Regions from separate parts of the Mus musculus genome. Here region 2 is linked to region 1. A link is a loop called in an ENCODE intact Hi-C map of the cell type or tissue named here. Cell type or tissue: gastrocnemius. All regions are shown on one strand. Links, peaks and the distances in the headings refer to the core of each region. The heading gives the core; the rest is flanking DNA. Region 1 overlaps Otog (otogelin). Region 2 has its middle 32 kb from the start of Gm45923.

Evidence for each region. Hi-C counts contacts between places; a loop is a spot of excess contacts. Peaks named below come from ENCODE experiments on the same cell type or tissue, not always from the same donor. Only the 100,000 strongest peaks of a DNase experiment are listed, where the experiment ranks them.
Region 2: it touches region 1 in a loop (4-fold over the local background); 2 of 42 quality-filtered maps call a loop at or near these places.

The regions. Positions count from the first base shown.
Region 1 is chr7:46,277,271-46,282,270 of GRCm38, forward strand. It overlaps Otog (otogelin), which reads left to right. Exons shown (of 56, transcript NM_013624.2): 30 at 81-237; 31 at 3,834-3,860. Among named protein-coding and RNA genes, the nearest start is that of Otog, 39 kb to the left of the region's middle. In gastrocnemius, for the core only: a CTCF peak has its summit at 2,871 (motif pointing right); a DNase peak (open chromatin) is centred at 2,890.
Region 2 is chr7:46,334,822-46,343,055 of GRCm38, forward strand. No RefSeq gene overlaps it. Among named protein-coding and RNA genes, the nearest start is that of Gm45923, 32 kb to the right of the region's middle. In gastrocnemius, for the core only: no CTCF peak of the experiment used is centred there; a DNase peak (open chromatin) is centred at 6,822; H3K4me3 peaks cover 558 bases; H3K27ac peaks cover 4,884 bases.

The DNA of each region.
Region 1 (5,000 bases), core at 1-5,000:
CTACCAGTGAGCATCTTTTATGTTGTGCTGTCACAAGAAAAGAGACAGACTTGGCATACAGAATCCTCTGAACTTCCTAGGTTGATGTCACTTGGTTTTACTCAAACTGCCTGACGGACACATGTGGCTGCAGCCGGGGTGGCGACTGTGAGTGCTTCTGTGCCAGTGTAGCTGCCTATGCCCATCAGTGTTGTCAGCACGGGGTGGTCATTGACTGGCGGACACCCCGCATCTGCCGTGAGTGTTCCAGACGGTTGCAGGGGTCCCACAATAGGGATGCATACAATCCCTATGGTGTATATTCCTGTGTTGCAATCCATGAGCCAGAGAGAGAGAGAGAGCCAGAGAGAGAGACAGAGACAGAGACAGAGACAGAGAGACAGAGAGACCAGAGAGCTGCACACCATGCCCAAGGTCACTCAGGATAGTAGGGTTGCTGGTTATCCATGAAGAGGCTGGTGCAGGCCTGTGTTAACCTCATTGCTAGGAGAGTCAGTGAGAAACCCTGGACTCCAAACTGGCTTTGCACGTTGTGTGACCTCAAGCAAGCTGCCTGACTTCTCTGAGGCTCAGTTTTTATCATCTGGAAACTAGGAATCAACTGGTCCTTATTCACTTACTGCAAGCTCAAACAGGATAAAGGACCAAAGAAGTTCTCCATCAGTCGAGCTGTGGAGAGAGGCCCTGCTTACTCAAAACAGGGGTCTGTGGATGCCTCCATGAGATGAAAATATGTATGCACATGCACACACACACACATACTATATATATGTATGTGTATATATTTGTATATGTACATATGCATATACTATACGGAGTATAGATGTATATCATAAAACATACAGAATAAGTAAAGGGAGAAATAGAATATGAAGAAGATTAAATTAATTGGTCAGTTCCCTTAGATTCCAGTATCCCATAGAGGGATTTCCTGATCTCACTTTGGAGTCAGTGGCCAGGGCCCAAGTTCAAAAAGAGAAGACGATCTGGTCCAGATGCCAGTTCTGCCAGGCTGAGGCCTGGGTTCATTCCCTTCTGCATAGCACAGGAGGAAAGCTAAGTCCCCATCTCGCAGATGCTGAGAACATTCAATGATGCAAAGCTCACAGTTCTGGCTTGGTGCTGTGCAACACTGTTAGTAGACACAGGGGTGTTGGCTCCAGGCAGGAGGACCTCATGAAGAAGGTGGAGGAATATCTTCCCTTGGCCTCATTTTTTCTACCTGCTGCCCCTGAGACCCTTCAGCATAGATGCTGGATCCTGGTGGGGTCTCCTCTCTCCTTGCCTCTGATAACCACCCTTCAGGGTGGAGAGGGATACACATGTTTCTGGAGGATCTACCATGAGAATCGACATGTGTGCTGTCTCGTAATAATCAGGACGACGAGGCTGAAGCACCTGCCAGGGCTGTGCACTTACAGGGATGCCAGTAAACCCAGGGATCCAACTCAATAGCATTTTAATGCAGTATCCTTAAAAATTAAAAACTGCCGCAAAAACAGTGCTAGTGAATGAATATCAAAGATGCTCCCAGCACTCGGGAGGCAGACACAGGAGGATCTCTGTGAGTTCTAGGCTAGTCTGGTCTACAGAGTGAGTTGCAGCACAGCCAGGGCTACACAAAGAAAAACAAAACAAAAGGTCTGTATTATCAGTTTCCCCTGTGTCTACGCTCCATGACAACCCAGTGGGAATCCCATTACTCATGATTTTAATGTTTTGATATGTGTTTATTATGAACCTTTTGTGTTCATTTTGATTGTTTAGAATGTCCCATTAAAGCGGAATTAGATATTAATCTAAACAAAACAGAAATAATTTCTCCAAAGATAAATAAGGAATTTAGTAAATATTAAAATATCATAATGGGGATACGTGTTCCATACTGGGCTATGAGCTTATGAGAAAGGAGGAGGGGAAAAGTGAGAAATATTATACAAGATATCTTTAGATCAGTACTCCTGGGCCAGTGAGATGGCTCAGCAGGCAAAGGCTCTTGCTGCCAACAGTGACAACCGAAGTTTGTCCCAGGACCCACATGATGGAAGGAGTTGTTCTCTGACCTCCACAGCCACATGCAGGTCATGGTACATGCATCCCCCTGCCACACACACAATACATGAGTAGGAAAAGCCCTTTGCTGACACAGTAAAATAAGTGGTGTTCAGATCAAGAGCAAGTAGTTTAAATCCAAGGTTGGACAGATAGGGGACAGACGTCTTTGCAAAAGTGATCTTGCATCGGTGTGTAGCCATTAGACTGGTTGGCCCCAGAGATCCATTTGCTTCTGTGTCCCCAACACTGGCTAGAACTCGCTCCTTGTGTGGGTACCCAACAGAGTCATACCCCCAGCCCTATCTTAGAGGTTTATGGTTCAACTCTCAGGGTCTACACGGAGGACAAACATGTTTTTGCCCGTAGCCTCATGAAAGCCAGCCCCTTACTCTTTTTGTTTAAGCTTTTTGAGACAGGGTCTCTCTATTTCGCCCTGGCTGTCCTGGAGCTTATTACATAAACCAGGATGGCCCCCAACCCACAGGGATCCTCCTGTCTCTGCCTCCCAAGTGCTGGGATTAAAAGCATGTATACTATGCCTGGCTCTATCTCCTGGTCCTTAATGACCTTGCAAGAAGGAAAGAGGGCACAGGCAAATGTGTTGATTGTGAGTTTAGGGTATGAAGAGGAGTTGGTGACTTTTTTCACACCACACCCCTGTGTGTGAGGCAAATCCGTCCTCAGTGTTTACCTCAGGTGCACCCAGCTGGTCCCTCGTAACTTTGCGTGTTCTTGGTTGGCATAGTCTGACAAGGTCAGCTCAGCTCCCCCATTGTGGGCTGAAGAATCAGTAAGAGAGGCTACAGAATAGATGCAGACTTCCACTAGAGGGCGCAATGGGTCCATACTTTACCTCCTAAGAGATCTTTGGTGGGGCCAAAGCAGGTTTTGGAGACGCCTGGGGTCCTGAAGGCCCTTTGTCCCCTTCCATCCAAGGCTGAGCAACTTCAGTTTCATGTTTGCATTGATTCTTTGGTGGCTCTTCTGCAACATATCCAACCAGAGCTTCTACACTCGAGTTCTGTTATTGTCTTTGAGACAGGGTCTCTAGTCCAGGCTTACTTCAAACTCCCTATATAGCCAAGGATGACCCTGAACTTGATATTTCTGCCTCCACCTCTTAAGTTCTTGGATGACAGATGTGCACCACCACACCATAAAAACACAATGCTGGAGATTGAGCCCAGCACCTTGTATAAGCTAGGCAAGCACTCTACCTATCTGTTCTATGAGTGAGGGCTACACCTTACTCATAGCCCTTCATTCTAATCTTGACATTTATGGCCACACATAACACACTCTTTTGTCCAACATTCATTCATTCATTCATTCATTCATTCATTCATCTCACTGGTAACTGCTAATCCAAGCAGGCTTTGAGCCTTGAACTTGGGTATGGGGAGAGGCCATTGTATTTCCTCCCCTTAAGGCATATGGATGTCTGGGCAGTGGTGGTGCACGCCTTTAATCCCAGCCCTGGGGAGGCAGAGGCAGGTAGAACTCTGAGTTCCAGACCAGCCTGGTCTACAGAGTGAGTTCCAGTACAGTCGGGACTACACAGAGAAACCCTGTCTCAACAAAACAAAACAAAACAAAACAAAACAAAACAAAACAAAACAAAACAAACAACTCCTCCCCTGAAACAAAAGAGACAAGTTTTCCAAGGCCATCCCTCAGTCTTAGAGTTTTGGAAATGGGCCAGACCCAGTTTTTGATTAAGGGCAGAGGTTGGGTGTGAGTGCCCTACTCATGGGAAATCTCCCTTCTTTCTTCTTTAGCATATGACTGTGACTTCTTCAACAAAGGTAAGCCAATTTCCTCCCAGGTAGAGCCTCAGGGGCTCTGCCCTTGGGCCACATCAGTGCTGAATTCAACACAAGCTGCTGGCCCTGGAGAAGGTGTGATATGTCAATGGAAGGGGGTGTGTTTTGTAAAGTCTTGATGGTGAGGGCTCAGAGGTGTCCAGGACCTGTATCCACAGTTACTCTAGTGTCCCTGTGAGGTCCAGGGCAGGAACCTTTTCAGGGGTTCCATCATTCAGGGCAAATCTGGCAGGCAGCAGACACCCATCTCTATCAGTGGGCTCAGCCCGCAGCCTTCCTAATTGGGCCCAACAAGCTCACGGAATTTACCCAGAGTTCTCAGAAGACCTGAGTTGTCAAAAGCAGGTGTAAACTGCTTTCCCTAAGGACGGTTGCTGAAAACCTAGACAGGTCTTCAAGTGCTCAAGGGTTCAGGAATATATATACACTAATATCTAGATTAGTAATGAATATAAAAATACAAGTCATTGCTAGGGTCCAAGGGAGATTTAATGTCCAGTATTAGAGCCATTCAATCAATTCGATCAGAGGTTGAATAGACTGTGGCAGGATGGCTGCCAGAATTTCTTAGCATCAAGCTTCGTCCACTTGGGTCATGGTGGTGTCCTGGAGGCACTCAGTGCCTCTAGCCCTTCCAAGCCCCTAGATCTCCTTCCAGCAACAGCCTGCAGGAGCTGGTCTGTGACAGTGTGGGCACAGGCGTCATGCACATTTTGGTGCAAGTTTGGGCTTAAGAAGCATCTTTCCAGGCAAGACTATTGAAGAGGGGACAAAAAAGGAATAAGAAGAACATGATTGCTGCTAGGTATTGTGGAACAGAAAGTTTATTGTAGACAGGAAATATCAGACTCCATAGTGAACCTGACCCTGAGCCAGGCCATGCAAGAAGAATAGGGAAGGGGAGCCAAGAGGTCAGGAGGCAGAGGCCAAAGGGTAAAAGGATAAAAAACAAACAAACAAACAAACAAACAAACAAACAAGAAAACAGTAACCAAAATGGCTGGATTATACAGGGCAGAGCAGCTTTGGGGTATGCCTGCCAGGAGAACCCTGTAACAGGTAGAAACTGAGGGATGCTGGGAGAGCCTGGCAGCCAGCATCATACATTAATAGCCATGTGTC
Region 2 (8,234 bases), core at 1,977-6,976, 60 kb after region 1:
TGAACTTCCCTACACACAGTCAGCAGGTAATTGTAGACATCTTCCAGAGTACATGGAGACTACTCCTAGATTCCAGTCTCCCCACTTTCAGAAAAGAAAAGATGTGGCCAATAAACTCTTGCTATCCTGGAACCTACTGTAGTGTCTGCCATCTTTCTGTATCCTGGTTTCTCGAGTCCAAGACACATTGATCTTTTCTCATCTTTTGCTCTTGATAGAGGAGCTCTCTGCTTCCACAGACCAGAGGAAGGGGTGGCCCCTACATTACGTCTGCTCTTGCACAAGCCTGCAACCTAAAGATGATGGTGGAAAATGCTTCAGGGCACAAATTCAAACTACTGAGAATAGAGAAACTCATCAGGAGGGGTTTTAAGTGGTATGCAACCCCTGACCTATGATTCTGGTGTTTTAATAGACTGTGCTAACATGGAGACAAGAGCTAAGGGCATCTGTGCACTGCGGTGCACCTGCAGCACAGATCAGGCAACAAGCAGTCTTCCTCGGGTCTCCTAATCCACTGACCTGATAGATCGATGCTATTTCCTATGGAGTCAGGGAGATGGTTCTGTGTGTAGAGTGCTTGCTATGCAAGCCTGGAGACTTTGGATTGAATCCCCAACATCCATGTAAGAGTCAAGGATGGCCATGTGTATGTGTAACCCTGTAGTGAGAATCTTGGTTTCTTTGAAAATCACAGAAATATTATGGGAATATGTTTTTTAAATCCCAGGTATGGGATATGGGGCTGCTTCAGATTGTCCACAGCAGGTGACTATGACTTGCCTCGAGCTCCAGCAAAGGCATAATTTTGCCAGCTGCAAAGAGTTTCTGCGATTGTGTGACATTTGGAATGCTGGGGAATTTTCAGAGAGTCTATAAATGCTAGGGCCCTGAGAAGTAGGATGGGCTGTTGGTTGGTTGGTGTTGGTTGCAGTTTGTTAAGTAGTCATGTGCAATGAAACCAGAAGAAATTAGATATCCTGACAGTGAAGATCAAACTTGCCCCTGGAACTTGATTCCTCTAATCAGCAGGAAGCAGTTATTAGATAACATCTCCCCCTTCTCTTCTATCCTTTTTTCTCTCCTATCTAGTGTTAGGGACTTGTAATGGTGGAAGAAAAGTGGCGGAGAAGAGTGAAAGAAAGAAGAACCCACAAAGTAGTAAAAAGTGCTACATAACCTCAGTGTTGGTGGGCAGAGACAGGCGGGTCTCAGCTTCCTGCTGACCAGTAAGCTTAGTTAAAATGGGCGGCTTCAGGTCCAACGAGAGACTTTATCTCAAGGGAATATAGTGAAGAGTCATGGAGAAAGGCACCTGAAATTCTCCTCTGCCCCCTCACAGGTGTGGTGGGTGTGGTGTGGTGTGGTGTGGTGTGGTGTGTGTGTGTGTGTGTGTGTGTGTGTGTGTGTGAGAGAGAGAGAGAGAGAGAGAGAGAGAGAGAGAGACACAGAGACAGAGACAGAGACAGAGAGACAGAGAGACAGAGACAGAGAGACAGACAGAGACAGAGACAGAGAGAGACACACATAGGGAGAGACAGAGAGACAGAGAGGCAGAGAGAGACAGAGACAGAGAGAGAGAGAGAAGGGGGTATACCTCACTTACATAACACCTTTGAAAGCAACGATTATAAATTCTTTTACAAAATGAAGTGTAAATTCCAAAAGCTAAATCTGACAACTAGGGCAATTTTTCATTTTTTTTTTCTAATTCAATACTGTCTTAATTTTTATCAATGCAGTGTATTTTGGTCTTGCAAGCAGGTAAGCATTTTAAAACTAGGACAGTTATTGAGCAGCTGGGTAAAAAGTCACTCTAGGAATCTCACAGAACTGCGCTTTGACTCTTACTCCCTGGTATTGTTTGTGCACCACGACAGTGTTATGATTACACAAAGGCGTAAACCCTAAGTCCCTTATTTGACCCTAATGAAGCCTATGTTTCTTTCTTTGTTAATTTTCCATGCTAAGTTTCGATGCTTTGCATGTGTACAATCAGTGGTCTTGTCAGCTCTGTGACATGTGAATCCCAGAGCCACTGGTACCAGTGAGACTTTTTTGACGTCCTCCTCCTCCTTCTGGGTCTCTGTCTCACTGCACCTCAGGCAGGACCTGAGACGAGGCTTGTTCTTGTCTAGGCAGGTGGAAGATGTAGCCATAAGATCATTGACCACCACTGGTGCCTACACAGTGATCAACCTTCTAAACGCTTAACCACGTAAAGCCAAGCTTATTCGTCTTCAAGTCTCCGTCCTCCAAATAGAGGGGGGAAACGGCAACATGTACTGAATTTAGGTGTCGAGTAGTTATACTCACGACCTCCGCTCACTGACACATTTATTATCAAAGGAAGAGAGCTTGGGGGAAATTAAGAAACTATTTGGAAAAAACATCAACTAACAGTTTACAATAGAGGTGCGGTTTGAGTCCACTGGATCCCAGGGCTCTGAGGTATTAACCGTGAAGCCAGTAAAAATTAGAATCATATTCAGCCGCAAACATTTGTTCATGTTGGGCAGGACATGAAGGTGACAACAACAGCAATATTCTCGATTGGCCTATAAGGGAAGCACAGATTCAGAATATAAGATAGGAGCTAACCTTTAGAAATGAGATCAGAAGAGTTTTGAGAGCTGACTAAGGGGAGATAGTTCAACTTTGGAATCAGCCAATGAGAGAGCTGCACCTTGGGTGGCTGATGAGACCAGCCAATCAGTAACTGAGAAAGGAGGATTAATCACCAGAACTGACCAATCACGAACACTCTCAGGCAAACCTGTGGCTCCTTGGAGAAGTAATCTGACTTCGTAGTGGCAAATGGCCCACTCTGTGGCCTGACTGGCGCCAGGGTTCCAGGAATCATCAGTCCTGAGACCATTCCTGTGCCAGCGGTAAGTGCCGGGACGCCTTTGCTCATAGATCAGCCATGAGGTCAACGGTTCGTGTGACTCACTTTGTGAAAATGTGGCGACAGTGTCAGACCTTACTATTTCTCTGGAAGCATTTAAATTGATTTTTCCGGCTGGTTAAATGGTCCCTTTGTTTTTAGACAGGGGCTTAGAATGCAGGAATAACAGGTCCAAACACAGTACCAGGTAACGCAGCCCCAGGGACCAGTACTTTGACACCATGGCTAGAAGTCACTGCTATGACCAGCATTGCCGATACTCACTGCCTGAGACAGCCCTGCTGACTGACAGTCTTGGAGAACATCACTAGCAAGAGACAAGACAAATAGAACCTTTAAAATGTCAAGAAATCATGTTTCCAGGACCCTCAAGCCGCATGACATTTCTCTTACAGAAAGAAACTTCAGAAGGATAGTTAGTATGTGTGGAGAGTCTCCAGGGAAAAGAAACGTCCTATCAACTGTGTTCCTTTCAGCTTACCTTCTAGTCTAGTCTCAATTATTTCCTACTGCTGCCAGTATGTGCCACCCCTGCCCAGCCCTGCTCTGCCCATTCACACAGCTGTCAATGTGTAGATGTGCCATTTTGATTTTGATCACACTGAATCATGAGCCAAGACAAGGCTCGCCTGCTGGCTGTCGGCTCAGATGAACGGCCAAGGAGGTGGAAACATGTTGTAGGAAGAGCGAGATAAGGCTGCAGGAAGGGCTGTGTGTTCTTGGGTTCTAGCAATAGGTGTGCTGTTGGTTCTTCTAGAACTTGTGAGAAGGAGACAGGATGCTTCCCAGGAGTGTCCAACTGAGAGATGGCTGGAATCTTTACCTGCTGCCTCCTCTCCCTCCTTGTTGTTTCTGGGGAAGCTAGATGTCTTCTGATTCAAGGCAGATATAGCATGCTGTATTCAAGCTCTCTACAGGACCGAGAAAAAAAAAATAAAACACCCTTTCATTGGAACCTGGAGAGACTGACTCCTGCTGGAGGCGGGGCTTTGAGGATGAGTCTGTGTTTGTCAGCTTTCCGTTACTGTAACAACTGATAATGAAAGTAGGAAGAAGAAAGGTTTCCCTTGGTTCAATTTTAGTTTTGGCCGATGGTGAGTTGTTGCTGTTGTATTCCACACTTCTGCATGCGATGCACTGGAGAAAAGAACTATTGATGGGTTGGAGAGATGGATCCGTGGTTAAGGGCAGCAGCTACTTTTCCAGAGGACCTGAGTAGTTCAGTTCTCAGCACCCACACAGCAGCTCACAGCCATCTGTAACTGCAGCCCCAGGGTATCTGAAACCCTCTTCTGGCCTTTGAAGGTACCAGGCATATACAAGGTACACAGACATACATGCAGGCAAAACACCCACATGCATACATTTAAATAAATAAAATAATTTAAGAGGTATAAAGAAAAGCAGTCTGAGTGATGTATACAAGGTCTAAGTACTAAAATAATAGAGCTATGTGGGAAATGTCAATCTTTGAAGAACTCTCAAGAGATAATGTGATGCAGACTCTCTGACATCCACTATGTCATGAGTCTGAGTTTCCATACTGTTGGGGGAAGCATTCAGAGTACTATAATGGGCAAAGCCAAGATCCATGGAAGGGTAGCCCTTGGCCCCGAAGTGTGGCAATGTGTGTGCTAGCTACGTGAGGCATTTGAAAACCTACTTACTGCTCTTATTTTAATTGTCCTGGACATTTCATTCCTGGAACTCTTCAAATTTCTCCTCCAAAAGGACTAGAAATGTGACTTTTTCAATCTGGGTTAAAGGTCACATAGCCAAAAAAAAAAATCATCTTCCCCAATCCTTTCTGCCCCAAATGTCTAAGGATAGATGGAAGCCCCAACATAGACTTTTCCAATATGCACATAGAAGTGTACAAAGGACCAACTGTCTGCAAGAAGATGTCTTCAAGAAGAGCACAGGCCAGCCAAGACTACAGAGGGAAGCCAGATCTCTGAAGCAATTCCTGTCATCATAACCTCGGGCAGGTGTCTCCTGATCTAGGTTCTTGTTTCCTTCTCTTTACGGTGAGGGGTTCAGATGGGATGTGCTGGGGGTCTGTGAAAGCCACCTCTGAGGGCTTAGGCAGAGGTCTCTAGACAGCAGGGATTTTTCTGAGCCTCGCCATCAAGTCCCTGGCTTGGCTAGAGGCTCCTGCAGGGCAGGATCACATTGCCCCAGATTCCAAGACTGGCTGTAGCACAGACCTGGGATCGGGTGACAGATCCTTCCAGCCTGGACTGGCTCAACCCTTCTGCTACAGCAGCAGCCATGGGGGCTGGAAAACCAGAGCTAATGCAAGCCAGCTGGGGGCCAGGACAAGATTGATGGGGGACAGGGAAAGGTTTGGCCAAGGTGTGCATGGAGGGGTGTGTGTGTGGAGGGAGCAGTAAGGAGGGGGAGGGAATAATTAGTCTTGCCTGCTTCCCAGGCGTTCCCCATGCCTCATTAATTGGGAACCCCCAGTGGGGAATGTCTGCTCATGACCCAGAGAAGGAAGGGCTTGTTAGGAGTTAATTAGTAGTGAAAACTGCCAATCGAGGAAGGCGTTTAAACTATTAAGTGGTTGAACACCTGTTTATCTACAAACAACTGATATATCCATTATCTGTTCATCAAAGCAGATCGCCAATGATAGTGATTTGAAGACTCAGTGATCTCGAGGGTCATTCGGGAGCTGTGCTTTCTATCAGTGTCCAACATAGTGATCCTGCTTGGTCAGCCAGGGGTGACAGCCACTGCCCTAAACCTTCCACTAGCCCATGCCTTGGCATGAGCTCAGTGTCTACATCTGTCAGCAGGCAACAGGTCCTACCTCTGCCGGCCTTTCTCAGAGCATTTGGCATTTACGACACAGCAGGCACATTGCTAGGCTCCCAGGGTGCCATGTTTCTTTTAGTCCTTGCTACAGAAGATGTCAGGATCCCTGATCTATAACAGATAATATATGGATCTATAACAGATAATGGATCTCAGAGACAGAAGGAAACTTATGAGATCTAATGGAAGTAGGAGGTGGCTAAGATTATATTTGATCCCAGACATTTTGACATCAGACTCCAATTCCTTTTAAACAGATTCAACCTTTTAAACAATCCTTATACCTGTCCTGTAATTTGGGTGATTAAGCCTTAGATATGTTTTGAGGATAGTCACAGTACAATTCAAGATATTATCCATTATAAAGACAGAAAAACCAAGTCCCACAAAGGGGCCACTAATTAATGAGGTTCTCATGCCTAGCTCATTTTCAACTAGATAAAACTATCACCTGAGGGAGTGGACTGAAAGAAAGAAGAAAAATGAGCTCCAATACTGGTTATTAATGGATGTACTCTGCTTTTCAAAAGGTGTACTGATTTCTGGTCCCAGTCATACCATTGATGCTAAGTGGGCCCAACACAAGGCATTGAACTTGTGCAGGCCTTAGCTACCCCATCTGTCAAATGGAAGTACTGGTTTTCTAGTCTATGTCCGCCCTGTGAGTGGAGAGGGAATGAGGAAAGGACACTGTTGTGATATAAGAGGTGGCACCTACTGGTGGAGATAAGATCCTTTGCACAACTCAACAGCCACACAAGTCTCCATAAAAGTGCCCCACTGGGTCTGAGCTACAGAACCCATCTCAGGATTGAAGAAAACAAAACACTTTCTAATGTTCTCTAGGGAAGTGGTAAGATGGTTGACCAGATGGCCCTCCAGGCCTTCCTGTGACACATGGACTTGACCTTAAAGGCAAGATAAGTCTTATAGCCCTACCCCTCAGACCAAAGTCAGCCACTTCTATAACTGCACTAGTCTAAGAGCCCCACCCAGATGCCCGCCTAGTTCCCTTCCGGCCTTGGTGGAGACAGGAGCCTTCCCCCCCAACCCCCCGCCTTCTGCTCACTCCTCGGCTGCCAGCCCAGCAGCTGTTGCCTCAGATCAGTGTGGACCATCTAATCCCCTCTCCAGAGCCCTGGCCCCCTCCTCAGGCAGTAAATTAAGGAGGATGTAAGAACAGAGGGCACCAACGTCAGCAGAGCGGCATCCAAAACATCCTCCCCCACCCCGCCTGAGTCACAGGGCCCTGAATTGGCCTCTCTGCACCCAAGTTGAGGGAGGCGGCGGCAGGGACAACCAGACTGAAGAGAAGAAGGAAGCAAGAAACCAGAGACAGAAAAGGGCAAAGGCTTACAGAAAGGAGCCAGACTAGATTCTTGGAGGGGGTGGGGGTGTTCTTGCTCTTTCCTCTTCCCTATGACTCTGTTGTGAGTCCCCAAATCCCTACACCAGAGTTACTGTAGGGTTGTGAGCCCAGACATGAGATTGTTTGTCATGCTCTGAGTCTATATTCCCATCTCTTTCACACACAACACCTATTCCTGACTCGGTGATGCTGATTCTGCATTGGAATGTTAGATCATTCAGTGATTGAGGCTAGGAATCTTCACTCCAAGGTCTGTCCCAGTCCCTTTGTTGAAGTGATGTGTCAGAGGACCCCGAGGGCACAAAATTACATGGCTCATGTGAACTTCGTAAATGTCTATCATTCTGTGACCATCCAAGACTCCAGGTGCAGACACTGATACTCATTTCAGGAACTTCCTGAACTGACTCTGGTCTATCAACAAATCAGAAATGGAGAGAGAGGACTAACTGCAGTTGGTATGGTATCCATAGGTATGATGAATGAAGATGAAGAACAACGTGGAGATGCTGCCTAGTTCTTTAGTGATGCTGCCTGTGTTTCCTGATAATTGAACATTAGGTTTCTTACCTCTTCAGCCCACAGTCATCCCAGAGCCTCAGATGCCAAGTCCACAAAGCCAATATCACCTTTTAGACTTGACCGAGAAAGTAGGATGAGACTCGTTCCTTAGAAATGGGGTGAAAATGTTCCATAGACATAAAATGGATCTGCTCAGAGGGAAGGATGAATAATCCTGTATGTAAAAATAGCTGTGCTCAGACTTCTTTAAATACCATGTATAGCTGGAGACTGCTACAGTTCTATATTCTGTCCAGATCACTCAACAAAACTCCAGACTTGTGTTTGTCAATCTACCGGAAGTCATGGCATGGACATTCAGCAGATCTGTCAACCTAACCCACCAACCTCACCCCCAGACTTGCTCCACACACTGTTCTCATCTCTATTTTCAGGGAAACACCATCATTCACACTGTTTGGGCAAGCCCTCAATGCTGTATTCACATCCTTTTTGTATCCTCTTGTCTGTTTCCACCATACCCAAGTTTGTCATGAGAGCCTATTAACTGTACTCCATTCAGATGCTAGCTGCTTTCTCTGTCACTGTTAACCACCATAAACCAAATTGCAGTTA